Linked DNA regions of Homo sapiens: region 2 is linked to region 1. The links are chromatin loops, found by intact Hi-C in ENCODE. Cell type or tissue: PC-9. All regions are shown on one strand. Each heading gives the region's core, and the rest is flanking DNA. Links, peaks and the distances in the headings are about the cores only.

Region 1 (2,915 bases), core at 118-2,617:
TTACCTAAAAGCTAAATCTGGTTCAATGTTTTTTTCCATAGACACTGTCTAAGTATTTCTGAAGAAAACCAGGTGGAACATGAATCATATCCTACCATCTGGATGAATATAAACCAAATTAAGAGCTATATGAGGCTGCAAAAATATTTGAGGGCATGCTTGAATTTTGAGGAATTGATAAAATAACAGCCAGGCACGGTGGCTCACACCTGTAATCCCAGCTCTTTGGGAGGCTGAGGTGTGAGAATCACTTGAGCCCAGGAGTTTGAGACCAGCCTGGGCAACACAGGCCTCAACTCTACAAAAAAATTTAAAAATTAGCCAGACATGGTGAGACACTGCTGTAGTCCCAGCTACTTGGGAAACTGATGTGGGAGGATCACTTGAGCCCAGGAGATGAAGGTTGCAGTGAGCCATGATCATGTACTGCCCTCCAGCCCTGTCTTAAAACAAAACAAAAGCAAAAACAAAACAAAAACAACAGAGATCTCCTTCATTTACAAATCTCTGCCTTGCAGTCGTAATCCTTATTAGATAAAGCAAAATGACACCAAGCAGATGTGTTTTTAAAATACATCTTGCTGATGACTAATTACATTTCATAGATATGTATCTGCCTATTTACTTCTCTGGCTTCTCTCACACTGCATTACAAGAATATAGCAATACCAATTGTTTTCTCAGCAAGAATTCTAGGTCATTCTTTCTATTTCCCACATTCCAGTACTTTTGGTTTTATTAGACTGATTTGCTATCTTGATTGTGTTGCTACAGTAAGTGTAAAGTAGGTGATTAAAATACAGAAACACAGAATACTGGAGACAAAAGGGGCCTTACAGCCTATCGAGGCCAAGTGTAAATGTTGCCAGGTTTATTTCTATGTAACTACAGTGCCTTAAAAAAAATAACTGGCCTAGCAACATGTTGTATACATCAGCAGAGACATTTAAGAGGTAGCAACAGTTACCACGAATCCAAGTTTTCCTTTCCCTTATCTTGAATAACTAGAGACTTTTAACAGCATAAAAAAGCCCAAATACACACAAAGACGTATTATTCAACAAGTTAAAACCCTAGTTCACAAATTTACCATTCCCTGAGTTATAGAACCATTTTTCTGCCCTTTTATCTTTCCACTAGAAAGTGGTCCGGTTTCTTCAATCTGGCAGGTTACTATGTGCAGCCATTTTCATGGGCTGCTTCCTGTTCCCAAACAAGTTCCTCAGTCATGACTCAATCTAAGAAATATGATCCAGCCAATTTACTGGAACTCTCACCCATTATGCTTGTCTGTAAACTGCAGAGCATGATGCAAAGATAAAGCAAAACTGGAAAGTGAAGAAAGCAAGAATTTGGATTATTTTCTCAAGAGGCACATGCAGAGTTCGGTCAAAAAGATGTCAGAAAAAAAGTTAATTTCCAAAACAGCAGGTGATCCTACCTGCTACAAAAAGCACATGGTACTGAATTTTCCATGAGAGGTTCACATCTGAGTCCCCAAGGAGGTTTTGTTTTTTTTTTGTTTTTTTTTTGGTGGTTTGTGTTTGAGTAGGATACTGCTGCTAGGCTTCAAAGGACTTATGTAAGGGTTTCACTACTTTGCTGAGAGAATGGCTTGGTTTGACAAGCAAACATTAGGATAAATTTTTCTAATCTCTTCCCCATTTTTGAACAAGCCATGTATGTATTGAGTTCTAAATGCTGTCCTCCACAGAGAGGAACTTCTCACCTTTGGGATTAGGTCTTGTACTGCCCTTAGAATGATCCAACCCTCCCCACACCCGACCCGACCCCTGCCATATTACCAACAGAAACTTCAGGAACATTGGATCCAACTCCCTAACCTACTTTACCAAACCTCCATAGAAATTAACTGGGCATGGACTGACCAGGTGGCTCAGATCTCCACCTTGAGGTCAAACAGCTTTGCTGCCCATGCTGGTGTACCCTCATCCTCCAAGGAAGTCCCCCATGAGGGTGGGCACACACAATCCAGCACATTCACACCGTAAGGCTTCTACAGATACTTCTGCCACTTCTAAACTCCCCAAGTGATCCTTTACCCTCTCTTTTGATCCTGGATTTGTAAAGATAAATGTAAAGATAAAGTTCAATCCTTGGGGTCCTTTTCAGATTTTTTTTTTAAAAGAGATTAAGAGTCTTGCTCTGTTGCCCAGGCTGGAGTGCAGTGGCACCTTCCTAGCTCACTGCAGCTTCTAATTCCCAGGCTCAAGTGATCCTCCCACCTTGGCCTCCCAAGTAGCATGCATCACCATGCCTGGTTAATTTTTATTTTTTGTAGAGATGGTTCTTGCTATGTTACTCATGCTGGTCTCAAATTCTTGGCCCCAACTGATCCTCCTGCCTTGGTCTCCCAAAGTGCTGAGATTACAGGCATGAACCACTGTGCCTGGTCAATTTTCAGATGTAACTACCTACAAATAGCTAAAAGTAATAATAAGTCAGTATAGTCAGTCATCCAGGCTTGGGGGCTAAGTAAGTACTAAATGCCATTTACTGCTGCTAGCCGGAGACCTTGTGTGCTGGTGGTATGAATTTTAGATACATTTTATTAACAATATTATTATATGTATAAAACACTTAGCTTTAAAAAAAAAAAAAAAGATCCTTGCTGGGTGCGGTGGCTCACGCCTGTAATCCCAGCACTTTAGGAGGCTGAGGTAGGTGGATCACAGGATCAGGAGATTGAGACCATCCTGGCTAACACGGTGAAACCCCGTCTCTACTAAAAATACAAAAAAATTAGCCAGGCATGGTGGCGGGTGCCTGTAGTCCCAGCTACTCGGGAGGCTGAGGCAGGAGAATCGCTTGAACCCGGGGAGGCAGAGGTTGCAGTGAGCCAAGATCGCGCCATTGCACTCCAGCCTGGGTGACAAGAGCAAAACTCTGTCTCA
Region 2 (2,915 bases), core at 160-2,659, 71 kb before region 1:
GCAATACTTCTTTGCCTGCTTCCTCCCTTTATTTGTATAGTGGAAAATCTGTTGTCCATTGCTGGAGTTCAAGCATGCCTGGGCATGTTTGTCAAACTGGCAGGGCAGGCCTTGCAGAGGCCTCGAGGGGCCCTTGACAATGGACTCAGACTGGGTGTGCTACTTAAACATATCCAGACAAGTCAGGCAAATGAGTAGGGAGTGGAGGAACAGGGTATGTGTGAGATGTGGAAAAGTGTCCCAACAAAAAAAAAAATCACTCTTGGGGAAGAGGGAGAACCTCAGCTGCATGACATGAGGACTGATTTATTTTCACCTTTCAAAATCATTCTTTTTTTTTTTTTTTCAGTCCTAGGAAATTGGGTCAGAATCTGCGTATCTAATGGGATCGTTACTGTTACACTTGTAAGATTTGGAATCCGTTCAAAAAACAAGCCAGAAACAAGCCTTTGTATACGTTAGGAAAAGATGCCCTGCATTAGAGCCCGGCCAAGGGAGAGATGGGGGCAGGTAACTGCAGTCCAAAACTGAGCAGCCACTCCTAGAAGCTCTGCTTGAAATTCATGCTGTTAAGACAAGCGACCAAAAGTATTTAACTCCTGCATTGACCTAGGCACCTCTCCTCCCAGCAGTTACCTGGGAAAGATACTCAGAATCAATGAGAAATGGGAAATCAAAGAACCTGCTATGGACTGAATTGTATCCCCTCCAAAATGCATATCTTGAAGCCCGAACCCCAGTGTGATGGTATTTGGAGAGGTGACCTTTGGGAGGTATTAAATAAAATTTACATGAGGCCATTGGTTTGGACTTGTTGCCAGTAAACTGAGTTTTTTCCCCACTTTGTATTGATGGCAAAGGAAGAATGTCCAGTTGGAAAAGGCAATCAGGTTTTATTCACTGGCCAAGAAGGAAGAAGGGGAGGCTCTCGCTCTAAACGCCCCTTCTCCCTGAACAGTAGAAGTTATGGGTACTTTAGGGACTGGGTATAGGGAGGGAGAGGGATGTTAGCATGTGCAGGGTGGGACTCCAGACACACAGGCTTAATTCAAAAACATACATCTTCATACAATGCATGTACAGAAAATGGAAGAGATTTTTCTTTTAGGGGAGGGATTTTAGCATTATAATGATATGTTAATGATCTGAAGGCAACTAGGGATCACTGTTGCAGTTTGCGCTGGTTAGCAGGTCTTATCTCCTTCTGGTATCTTGCCAGGGGTCAAAAAGCTCTGGCGCCATTCTGGCCTGTCTGGTTTCTTTAAGCAGCTGTGCCTATAAATAAAGCGACTAAAGGAAAGCATTTAAAAGAGGAACTTTCCCAGTTATTTCATCAGGGCTGCCCCAGTAACAGACAGCTTCTATGCCAGGCCCCAAAAGGCTAGACCAAAATGGAGTCACTCATGCCACATAATCAAACTAAAACTTTAAGGAAGCAGGGAAAACCCCAAACAGAGTGTTATCCCGAAAACAGAAGGTTCACAGCTACCAATCAGAAAGGCCCCAGTCAACCTGAGCTGGCAAGAAAAGGAAGTTCCCTCTACTTTAACCCTTACAAGGAAAGGTAACCTGATGAAGTAACCTGATGTTAACCATTCCTCTTTCTTAAAAATTCTTGTTTGGCTGGGCGCAGCGACTGATGCCTGTAATCCCAGCACTTTGGGAGGCCAAGGTTGGAGGATCACTTGACTGCAGGAATTTGAGACCAGCCTGAGCAACAGCACGAAACTCTGTCTTTATTATTTTTTGAAAAGTATATTTAAAATTTTTTTAAATCATTGTTTCCTTGTTCCCACCTTACAAAAATAAACTGCTCTGTCATGCCCAGCAGAGTGCCTTTTCTAAATTGTTAAATGAGATGCTCTCTTATTTGTGAATTGCTAATAAAAGCCAATCTGATCTTCAAACTAAATTTGTTGTAACTTTGTCTTTTGGCAGAGGTGATGAGGGTTTAGATGATGTCATGATAGTGGGGCCCTCATAATGGGATAAGTGCCCTTATGAGGGAACAGCAGAGAACTTGCTTCCTCCCCACCCCACCCCAGCCCCCATGTAAGGGTACAGGGAGAAGGTGGCTTTGCACTAGACAGGAAAAGAGCCCTCACCAGGGAACCAAATCAGCTGTCTCCTTGATGGCTTGGCTATCCCAGCCTCCAGAATTGTGAGAAACAAATTCCTATTGTCTAAGTCACCCAGCCTGTGGTATTTTGTTATGGCATCCCTAGCTGACTAAGCCAGAACCATACACCTAAAATCCCAATACAGAGATCTCTGGCTAATAGGCCAAAGTACACAATTTATACTCTAAAGGGGTTCTCTCCCTCCCCTTAAGCCCAAGCCCAGTTTTGGCATCTTCCTACACCAGTTAGCCTCTTGGGATAAGAGAAGAAAGTAAAAAATAGCTATATTGTGACCTGAAATCTGACCTGGCAAAGCCTGATAAAGGAGCTGGGAAGGGTGGGGTGGTGACCTAAGGAAGAGTGATTTAATGATTAAATCACCAACACTTTATTATAACATAGTTGATGGTGAGTTCTCAAAATGCAATTTTAGGGAGCCACTACACTAAGCAGGTGAAGAAAATATCAGAAAACCAAAAGTAATGTGGGATAAGTCAATACAGTATTCCAATACCAGAACCCAAAAGGAACAAAAATGTTAGCAAGAACTTAAATATTGACCTTGCTCTCTGGTCCATAAAATATAGAGGAGTAGCATTTTTTCTGGAACAAATCCATTTCTATAATTACTTAACTGACTAATCCAATACGGCTAAATTTACTAAACTCCAAGTTTACAACCAAGAGTTTTTCTTTCTTCTGAGGTATCTTAGAACATTTTAAAGTACTTTAAACTGTCATTTTATATAGTTATTAGAATGCTAGTGGTATGTAATGTAATAGTTTTAGTTTATG

What was found. Peaks named below come from ENCODE experiments on the same cell type or tissue, not always from the same donor. Only the 100,000 strongest peaks of a DNase experiment are listed, where the experiment ranks them.
Region 2: a loop joins it to region 1, with 5 times the contacts of the local background. A loop is called at or near these places in 5 of 110 quality-filtered maps.

The regions. Positions count from the first base shown.
Region 1 is chr2:177,241,389-177,244,303 of GRCh38, forward strand. All of the region lies in intron 1 of NFE2L2 (NFE2 like bZIP transcription factor 2), which reads right to left. Among named protein-coding and RNA genes, the nearest start is that of MIR3128, 13 kb to the right of the region's middle. In PC-9, for the core only: no CTCF peak of the experiment used is centred there; DNase peaks (open chromatin) are centred at 823 and 1,263; H3K4me3 peaks cover 2,311 bases; H3K27ac peaks cover 2,500 bases.
Region 2 is chr2:177,170,269-177,173,183 of GRCh38, forward strand. No RefSeq gene overlaps it. Among named protein-coding and RNA genes, the nearest start is that of MIR4444-1, 41 kb to the right of the region's middle. RefSeq lists enhancers at 1-431, 10-179. In PC-9, for the core only: no CTCF peak of the experiment used is centred there; DNase peaks (open chromatin) are centred at 1,273 and 2,183; H3K27ac peaks cover 1,526 bases.